Regions from separate parts of the Homo sapiens genome. Here region 2 is linked to region 1. Evidence: chromatin loops called from intact Hi-C (ENCODE). Cell type or tissue: chondrocyte. All regions are shown on one strand.

What was found. Hi-C counts contacts between places; a loop is a spot of excess contacts. Peaks named below come from ENCODE experiments on the same cell type or tissue, not always from the same donor. Only the 100,000 strongest peaks of a DNase experiment are listed, where the experiment ranks them.
Region 2: it touches region 1 in a loop (2.4-fold over the local background); 3 of 110 quality-filtered maps call a loop at or near these places.

Annotation. Positions count from the first base shown.
Region 1 is chr22:43,272,017-43,277,016 of GRCh38, reverse strand. The region is part of intron 4 of SCUBE1 (signal peptide, CUB domain and EGF like domain containing 1); the gene reads left to right. It overlaps SCUBE1-AS1 (SCUBE1 antisense RNA 1), which reads right to left and starts at 1,075. Exons shown (of 2, transcript NR_134582.1): 1 at 1,006-1,075. In chondrocyte, CTCF peaks have their summits at 2,730 and 2,930 (motif pointing left); no DNase peak of the experiment used is centred here.
Region 2 is chr22:43,882,916-43,887,915 of GRCh38, reverse strand. It overlaps PNPLA5 (patatin like domain 5, triacylglycerol lipase), which reads left to right. Exons shown (of 9, transcript NM_138814.4): 5 at 265-325; 6 at 1,428-1,613; 7 at 3,571-3,703. Among named protein-coding and RNA genes, the nearest start is that of PNPLA5, 6.6 kb to the left of the region's middle. RefSeq lists an enhancer at 3,963-4,693. In chondrocyte, CTCF peaks have their summits at 2,518, 2,736 (motif pointing right), 4,418 and 4,626 (motif pointing left); DNase peaks (open chromatin) are centred at 305, 1,455, 2,715 and 3,745.

The sequences.
Region 1 (5,000 bases):
CCCCAAGTGAGGATATGCCCTTGGACACAAGGACCCGCTGGCCCCCCAGTGTCCAGCCTGGGGTCTGTAGGGAGCAGGCAGTCAGGAAAAGCTGAGGCGAGGTCATGGAGTTGACGTGCGTGAGAACCGAAAGCATGCTGCCCTGGAGGGAAGCTGGCCTGCACGCCTGTTCTAGAGTGAAGTAGCAGAGGCCCTGGAAACACCATGTGTCCTGTCAGAGGTCACTTAGCATGTTGGGGGCAGAGCTGGAACTTGTCCCAGGCCCCTAGGCTCCAGACCAGTGCCCACCCCCTACACCGTAGCCCACAGCCTGGCTTCCCACCTGGGGTTTGTGGGCACAGGCCCTACGCATGGAAAGTCATGCAGATCTGGAGTGTGGGTTCGGAAACCACCGGGCAGATGCCTGGTTGGCAGAGTGGGGAAGCAGCCGAGGTCATCCTGGGTCATTAGGGAGTGGTGTGAGCCCTCCCTAGCCTCATTAGGGAAATTGGGTTGTGACTGTGGCCACAAGGCCAATCTCCTGGTGGGACGTCTGCCTGGCCACCCCTGGCCGCAGCATTCCCCAGGTCCTCGTCACCCGCCTGAGGCCAGCCAGGTGGGTTTTTGTCTCCCGGCCTGGTGGCTGCTTGATTATGTCACCAGACTCTTTCAGCATGTACGTCCCATGGGACTTCTTCCCTTCCTCCTCAGCCCCCGATCCTGGCTCCTCCTCTGCCTCAGCCCTCTCCTAGCTCTCCCCTAAGCTTCTTGAGTCTCCTTGCTGACCAGCAGTGGCCACTTCTCCAGCTCTGACCCCAGTACCAACTGTCCCCTAGACGGGGACCCCAGCTACAGAATTCCCACCTGCCCAAAACCAAACGCAGCATCTTCCCATCCTCCCAGACCTGTGCTTCCTAGCGCGTCCCCCATCAGTGGGGCACCAGCGCTGGGGTGCTGCCTTCACCCTTCCCCTGTGTGGCTCCCACATCCTAGTGTGACCGGATCCCACGTCCGAGCTCTACTCACCTCCCAAACCCAGCCAGCTTCCTCACCCCTGTTGCCCTGCCTTCTTCAAAGGTTGTGGTTGCTAATTGGTGTCCCTACCTCCGCCTCATCCCCCTTCCCTCCTGCATCCTGCAGCCGGGGCGCTTTCTCCGCCCCCCTCCGAGTTCCTCCATTGTCAGGCACTGCTGCCTTCCTGCCTCCCAAGGCCTCCCACAGTCCAGTTCCTCTCTCCTGGTTCCTCCCCATCTGCCTGTTGTTCTCCCTGTTACGGCACACGTGCCCTTTACTGATTACAACCTCGGTATGTGTCATCCTCTGCCTTTACTGCCATTTCCCATTCCCCTCCCTTCCTGGAGAACTCTTAGTCATCCATCAAAACCCAGCGCACTTTCACCTCCTCTCTGAAGCTGTCTCTGACTCTTAGGCAGGCGTGCACGTCTTCCTCTTTACTTGCACTCATGTGTTTGAAATGGTTCAGCCCTCTACTGCAGGACCAGTCCATGAGCTCCCAAGAAGGGCAGGGATGTGTTTAAGTCATCCTTGTGTTTCTCACGTCTCACACAGGGCAGGGTGCAGAGGAAAACATGCCGCATGGGAGTGTAGAGGAGATGAGACCATCTCATGAGGGACTCATGCCCGAAGTGTGTGCATCATCCGTTCACAAAGTGCCTTCACACCCCTCGTGCAGAGCAGTGTGCCCAGCCCACCGCCAGGAGAGGGACGCCCAGCGCGTCGTGGTTTGCTGGGTCCTGCACTGCTGTCCCACCTTGCTCCCTTCCACAGCTGGTCAGCTTGCAGGTCTGCCGGCTTCTCTCCACGAGGCCTCTCCAGCCCCAGTTTGTCTGTCAGAAGCGCAGAGACCCCCAGCCTCACTCCCCAGGCCTCTGCATGGGCTTGTTCCTGCTCCAGAACACCTTTCCCTCCCGCTGCCCAGCCTCGCCTCCACATCACAGAGCGCCTGACTCCTGTGCCCCCAGGGCACATCACAGATCGCCCACACGTTTGTCTGTTGAGTGCAGCGACAAGTCACCAGACTAAGTTTGAGTCGGTGGCGGGAATTGGCTTATGTCCCCAAAGTGGCTGTACCTGCCGATGATCCAAACGTACCTACTGTGCCCCGAGCCCATGAGCCCCTTTTGTCCTCGAAGGGCCATGAGAAGTACCCGCTGCCGCCCCTCATGCACAGCTGAGGGAGAGGAAGTGAGCGCCACTGCTTGTGACGCAGCCGGGACTCCAGCCCCAGGCTGTGGCTCTGCAGCCCCTGCTCCTTTCTGCGGCATGTGGGTGGACAGTGGTGGAGAGTCACTGGCTGGGGCTCGGGGACGCTGCTCACAGCCTTACAGATCCTCCTGTTCGTGTGTCCACAGTGCTCTTACCACTGTCTCCTTCCGGGTTCCCAGGGCTGCTGTGGGAACACTTTTGGGATGCTACCACCTTGGCCCCCATGCCTGGGCGCCCTCCATCTCGTCACCTGCTGGAAAGGAAAAACAGACCTTTTCCCTGTTCGTGGCAGGCCATGGCCTGGGCACCTGCCTGAGCTCTCTGGCAGTAGGAGCTAAGGGTGGCACTAGACAGCCTGTCCGTCCGCCATGGCTTCCTTTAGGGTCCCTGTGGAGGGCAGGGCAGGGTTGCCAGATAAAATACAGAGTGCCCATTTAAACTGGGATTTCAGATAAACAAGTAATTTTTTTTATTATAAGTATGACCCATGCAACTTTTGAACATACTTATACTCAGGAAGTATTGATTGTCCACCTGAAATTCAGATTGAATGAGGCGTCCTGTATTTTTATTTGCTAAACCTGGCAACCTGAGGGAGGAAAGAAGGACACCTCCAGCCTCCCGGGCCTTGAGGGAGTAAAGCTCAGGAGGTGAGTGAGTCTCTTGACTCTTGACTTCTCTGGTGCAAGACCTCAGGTCCGTGGGGGCAGAAAAACTTGATTGCGGTGACACCTAGTGACCAGCCTGGGAAATTTCAGGAATCAAGGGAGAGGAACGGGGAAGAAACGAGGCAGGGCAGGGGCTCCAGGTGAGGAGCCAGCAGGCAGGGGAGAGGGAGCGGGCCAGCCTTACAGAGCACCCCCTGCAGCTTGAGGGATCTGAGCTGGAGCCCATCACCTCTGTTACTGCCCTTGAACACTCTTACAAAAGAAAGTTTTAAGCTGCGCGTGGTGGCTCACACCTGTAATCCCAGCACTTTGGGAGGCCGAGGTGGGAGGATCGCTTGAGCCCAGGAGTTCGAAACCAGCCTGGACAACATGGTGAAACCTCATCTCTACAAAAAATACAAAAATTAGTCAGGTGTGGTAGCGCACACCTGTAGTCACAGCTACTCCAGAGGCTGAGGCAGGAGGATTGCTTGAGCCCTGGAGTTCAAGGCTGCAGTGAGCTGTGATTTGATTACACCACTGCACTCCAGCCTGGGCGGCAGAGTGAGACTCTGTCTCAAAAAAAAAAAAAAAAAAAAAAAAGAGGGTTTTAGTCTCCCCACTTTATAAATTAGGCAACAACAAGTTCTAAAACCACATGCCTTAGAAAGGGCTGGGATGGGGACGCAAATCAGCGCTGTCGAATCAACCTGCCCCACCTCGGTGTTGCCCAACCCATAGAGCTTTCTGTGGCTCTGCAAATGTTTCTTGGTCCTCCCAACTGTCAGAGACAGAACCACCTCCCATTTCACAGAGGCAGCTTTCTAGGGGTTCCCGGTGCCAGGACTGGTCAAGGCCCTGGGGTGGGGAGAGGGTGCTGAAGGGAGGCTGGCATCCATCCTGCTTTCGGAGAAGCTTGCCAGGAGCCAATCACAGTCCCAGCTCTGTCTGTCTCCATCTGTGTACACAGTGCGTGCCTGCCAGTGAACCGCATGGCAGTGACTGGGTCTCAAACTGAGAATGAGCGTGTGGGGTTGGACACCCTTCCTCCTCGGTCTCAGCCCAGGGCCTGCACACAGCTGGTGCTTAGCAAAGGTTTGTCAATTGAGGGAGTGAAGGAATGCGTGAGCTGAAAGGTCAAGGGCAGCAGTCCTTGTGTGCCACCTCTTGATGTGAAAGAAAGAGCGCTGAGCTTGACCGAAAGTGGGAGGCTGCATGTGAACTCTGCACTGACAGCTGCGTGACCAGGGCAAGTCACAGCCGCGTGACCCAGGACAGTCACTGTCTCGTGGGCTTCAGCCTCCTCAGTGGAAATGGAGAGGCTTCACCTAGATGCTCTCCAAGGCGCCTTCCAGTTCTAGCTTTCCAGAAAACCAATCCATTCTGGTTTTTGCTTGCGTGTAAACACAAAGCAGGACAATTTCTCTCGGAGCTGTGGCCCATGTCCGTGCCCGGTGAGCTCATCAACCAACCACCTTGCAGGTGTTTATTGGGCACCCATTCGGGCTTCACTGTGGTCCGGCCCCTAGGAGAGCAGATCAGGAGGAGGCGCAGACAAGGAGCGGGCTGGTTGGTAGAAAGGCCTGCGCCTGCCTGGAATCCTGGGGCTGGAAACCAAGGAGGCACTCCCTAAATATTTGTGGAATGAAGGGGCACGTAAGCACACAAGCAGTTGAACGTGGAAGGCGTTGGGAGCCAGATAATACAAGATGTGGACTCTTGTGGCTGGAACAGCTGGGTGGTGAGTGCTGAGCCAAGGCCTGTGCACACCCAGGACGACTAGTCCTCTGGGGCCTGGCAGGAGCCTTTGAACCCTGAAAGAGGGCCCAGAGTCGGTGTCAGAGCAGAAGGGACGGTGCTGCGAGCGTGTGGAGTGGGTGGGAAGGGGACCAGGCAGAGTGGGCCAGCTTCTTTGCTGGGTCACACACCCAGCTGGGACCCAGGACCCCAAGAGGCTCTGGGGGATAAACTCTTTCCCCTACATCCAATATGGCATATTGGTCAAAGCAGAGGGGGCAGTGAGAAGGACGACGAGAGGAGCAGAGTTCCCTTGAGGGACCGTCCAGGCTGCCAAGTGGGTACCAGGGCTGATGAGGTGTGAGGTGAGCACTTAATGGAGGGGCTAGAACCCCTTTGGGCCTGCCAATG
Region 2 (5,000 bases), 610 kb before region 1:
GGGTGTCTCAGGGGGGAGATGCAATGGTCCTGCAGGGACAGAACTAGCCAAGCAGATCTGTTCTGCCTGCAGGCCTCTGGCCCCTCCTGCCCAGTGCTAAGGTCCTGCCCAGGCTCCTGCCCTGAGCCCTGTTGAATGGTCACTTGGGGAGAATAGGCTGGGCTGGGACTATTTCCAGTTGAAGATAAGTCTCTGGCCTGTGACATCCACTCGAGGGGTAGGTCCAGGCCTTGCCCATCTCACCCTTGCCCTGTGTGTTGGCAGGTAGTGGCCGACAACTGCAGACAAGGCTACCTGGATGCCCTGAGGTTCCTGGAGAGACGTGGTAGGTGGCAGTCCCACAGTGGCTGGGGATCATGTCCCACATGGTGCCAGGTAGACCCTGCCTCTTGGGCCTTTGAGCTGCTAGGGACATGGGCTAACTCAGTCTCTTCCTCATCATCTGCTCTGTGCTGGACCTGAGCTGAGTACTGGGGACTCAGAGAAGAATCACATACAAGTTCCACTGTTGAGCAGCCCGCAGCCTGGTACAGGGGGACAGACTCAGAGAGAGACAACCCAGGGAGATGGGTGTAGTGACAGAGGGATGCTCAAGGCTGTGGGAGTCCAGAGGAGGCATTGGACTCAGCCTGGGGGTTGGGGGTAGGCAAGGAGGGCTTCCTGGAGGCAGTGACAGATAAGCTGGGTTTTGACTAGTTATGAAGACACCAGCAAAATTGAAGATTCCAGCAAAAGAAGAGGGCATTCTAGGCAGAGGGAAAAACAAGAGAGAAGGGACAGAGGCAGGCACCTTGAGGGCACATAACTCAATATGGCAGGAGGGGTGTGTGTGTGTGTGTGTGTGTTCATGGGGCAGTGGGTGTGCCAGAGAGGTCTGGGCTGGAGAGCCTGAACATCATCCACAGGACAGAGCTCTTCAAATTGGTGCAATAGACATTCAGACACAGGCCACCTGGCTCCAGAACTCATGTGCTCAAGTCCTACGTTACAACCAAAAACACACAATCAGGAGGCATTTGGCGAGCGCTTAATATGTGCCCAGACGTGAGCTTAAGCTTTATGTATTTATCTTGTTTAATTCTCAGAGTAACTGTATAAAGCAGGTCTTACTTTTCCTTTTTTACAGAGAGGGAAACTGAGGCAAAGGGCATTGGGTCACATAGCTTGCAGGTGGTGGAGCCAGAATTCGAACTCTGGATTGTGTCTTTGGGGTCTGGGCTCTGATGAGCCACTCGAAAGTGGGCAGGGAGCAGGGCAGAGCAGGGCCAGGGGAAGGCAGAAGGGAGTCATCCGGAATAAGCTGTGGGTCCGTCCCACAGCACAGTGGATCCCCAGAACTGGGTTTGGGCTCTGAGGGATGTGGGCAGCATGGGGCGCCTTGGGGAGGCTCAGATGCTTGACTTATCCTCTCCCTTCCCCTGACCCAGGACTCACCAAGGAACCAGTGCTATGGACGCTGGTGTCTAAGGAACCCCCAGCCCCGGCTGACGGAAACTGGGATGCTGGCTGTGACCAACGCTGGAAGGGGGGCCTGTCTCTCAACTGGAAAGTGCCCCATGTGCAAGTCAAGGATGTACCCAACTTTGAGCAGCTCTCACCAGAGCTGGAGGCTGGTAGGGACTCTACCTGCATTTGCTCACCTACCAGGGCCCTGCACTCAGGGGCCCGGGCTCAGGGACCCTGCCTTGAAGGCACTCGTGGTCTGGAAGAGGACAGGACTCATTTACTGAGCACCTACTAAATGCCAAGTGTGGTACTATGGGCTTTTCACATGTGGCATCGTTCATTCTTCCCCACAACCCTGGGCCTAGGCATTATTCGTACCCACTTCACTGATGAGGAAACCAAACCTCAGAGAAAGGAAGGGACTCACCAAGGGCTCAGAGCCTGCAACTAGGGGATTTGAACCCAAGCCTGTGCCTGCGAAAGCCAGGTCTTTGCCCACTGCCCCGGAAAGGGCGGGAGTGTTGACAGACATAGGAGAGGCACACACAGAGGGTTCTGGATTCCCCAGATGAAAATGAACTCATTTCATCCTTCCAACAACCATCTGAGGATAGTACAGAATTGTTCTCATTGTACAGATGAGGAAACCATAGCACAGAGAAGTTAAGCGACTTGCCCAAGGTCACACAGTAGCAAATGGCAGAACTAGGGGTTCTACTCGGAACCATTTAGTCTGCCCGCCCGCTGTGTGACTAAATGTCACAACTGCAACAACAGGAAAGTACAGAGTCCCACAGGCACATGTAACGATGGTGGGGGGTGACTTTGAGCAGCATCTAAGTGAAGCTGGAAAAGAGATGTTGGCCAGGCCAAGAGGCAGAAGAGCATCGGGGAGAGGGCATGGCACGTGCAAAGGTCCTGGGGTTGGTGAGGGACAGCCAGGAGGTCCCTGTGGCTGCGGCATGAGGGACAGGCAGCAGAGGTGAGCTTGGGAGGCTGGCAGGGTGGGCAGGTGGTCTCAAAAGCTGTGGGAGGAGCAAGTGAGGTGGGCGGGAGGGGGTGGTGGACCCAGCTGGGTGGGAAGAGGCTGAAGGGGTGGGAGGCTGGGAGGAGAGGGATGGCGGTCGAGGCCAGATCAGGGAGAGTGGGGTGGGCAAGGGGATGAGGAAGGGGGCCCCTTTCCATGCCGGAGACCACACGAGGACGTGCAGAAATGGGCGGGGACCTGTGCGGAACCCCTGAGGTCCAAGCTTGGGATTCTGGAACCCGGCAGTGTACCTGTAGCCACACGGGGGCACCAGAGAGCTGCCTCGGGTGGAGCACCAACTCCTGGGCGCTGCGCCCTCGCCATTTGGGAAGGGAATTGTGAATCTCATCTCTAATCCTCACCTGCCTGCCCAGGGAGGAATGTCCTGCTGGGATCCCCAGTTTATGGAGAAGGAAGCTAGGACTCGTCCTAGGACACTCGGCAGGTGGATGTGGAGCAGGGTCTCTGGCCTGTGCTATCTGTGAATCCTTGTAATCCTCCGTCTCCAGAGGGCAGTGGCCAGAGTGGACGTGGTGGCCTGAGCTGTGGCCTGGGCTGTGTCTGGAGGCTGGGATTTGGGCTCCGGCTCTGTCCCAGCCCAGATGCTGGTCCCTTCCACTCTGGTCAGGTCAGTGAATAGAGCACCCAGGAAATGGTTGCTGCGGTCATAGTTGTGGCTGTGGTTATTAATAACACTGTCGTGTTACTGTTATGAGAGAGTGTGGTGAGAGCATCTGTCCCAGCCTAGCAGGCCACAGACTTTCTAGAGGGGCAGAAGAGGTAGAAACAACTCAGGAGCCTGAGAGTCCTCAAGTCCATCCTGGCCCTGCCACTTCCTGTTGATGGTCCTTAGGCAAGTCACTTCTCCACTCTGAACCTCAGTCTCCTCATCTACGAGAGGGCATACACCCCTTGTCTCACGGACAACGATGAGCGCAGAGCTACCTGCTGGCCTGTGGTGGGGGCTTGCTCAGTGTTGCTTCTTCATCTGCAGAAGGTGGAGGGGGTGCAGTCTCTTACTGTGTGAAATGGGGGGGCTCAGGTTGCTGGCCCACAGACTTCAGGTGGGCAGGGCCATGCCAGGGCTTCTCTTGCAGCACTGAAGAAAGCATGTACGAGGGATCCCAGCCGGTGGGCCCGCTTCTGGCACTCGGGGCCTGGACAGGTGCTGACGTACCTGCTGCTACCCTGCACACTGCCCTTCGAGTACATCTACTTCCGCAGCAGAAGGTAAGGCTCGGCCAGGGGGCCTGGGAAGGGCCTGGCTTGTGGCGGAGACTGGTGCCCATGGCAGGAGGGGCGGCTGGCACACTGGGTGGGTAGGGCTCGGCGGGGTGGGGGGAGCCCGGCTGGTGTCCCCACACTGTGTGGTGTTGACTGCATGACTCAGAGCCTCTGTGATCTCCTCTGCAAAATGAGACTGGTGGAGAAGTGGCATGGTGGGTAGGATTGGAAGTCGGGGGCTTCCTGGTCGGCCTCCTGGGCCCTACACTGTCTCCGTGACCTTTGACCATTGCTCCACCCATCAGAATCTCAGGTTGGCTGTGTGGCTGGGTCTGAGTCTCTTGACCTCTCTGGGCTACAGGTTTCTTTTCTCTTCTCTTTTCTTTCTTTTCTTTTCTTTTTTTTTTTCTGACAGAGTCTCACTCTATTGCCCAGGCTGGAGTGCAATGGCATGATCTTGGCTCACTGCAACCTCTGCCTCCCAGGTTCAAGCGATTCTCCTGCCTCAGCCTCCTAAGTAGCTGGGACCACAGGTGCCCACCGCCACGCCCGGCTAATTGTTTTGTATTTTAGTAGAGGCAGGATTTCACCTTGTTGCCCAGGCTGGTGGCAAACTCCTGAGCTCAGGCAATCCGCCCGCCTCGCCCTCCCAAAGTGCTGGGATGACAGGCATGAGCCACCGCTACAGGTTCCTTTTCTGTAAAACAAGCCCCTTCCAAGCCAGGCCGGCTGTGGTTAGGCTCTCAGTAACATTCTGACTTGCTGGTTAATGTGCCCGTCTGCATCAGTTGTTCATTCATCCCACCAGCAGTTGCTGAGGACCTCTCAGGGGCCAAGGCCTGGCTGGGGGCCATGGAAGCAGCCCCGACGCAGACCCAGCTCCTGGCCTGGTGGAGCTCACGACCTACAAATTATCACACACTCACCTGTAACTACAGCGCCACCTAGAGGTTCCCTGGGAGAGGTCTACACTGGCTTCCAGCTGCACAGCTCAATCTAGGGACTCTCTGGCCAGGGAAGGCTGCCCGGAGGAGATGACTCTTAGGCTATAATCTGAAGGATGAGTCAGCGTCCACCAGGCAAAGAGGACAAGGAGAATGTTCTCGGCAGATGGAACAGCATGTGCAAAGATCCAGAGGCAGGAGGGAGAAAGGCCCATTCGAGGAGCAGGAAGGGAGGCCAGTAAAGCTGGAGCCTCAGGGAGTGTGCCGTACACGACGCAGGGGAGGCTGGTGGGGCAGACGCACTGAGCTCTGGAGCCAGCTGAGCGTGGTCTTTGTCTGGAGAGTGGTGGAAAGGCTGG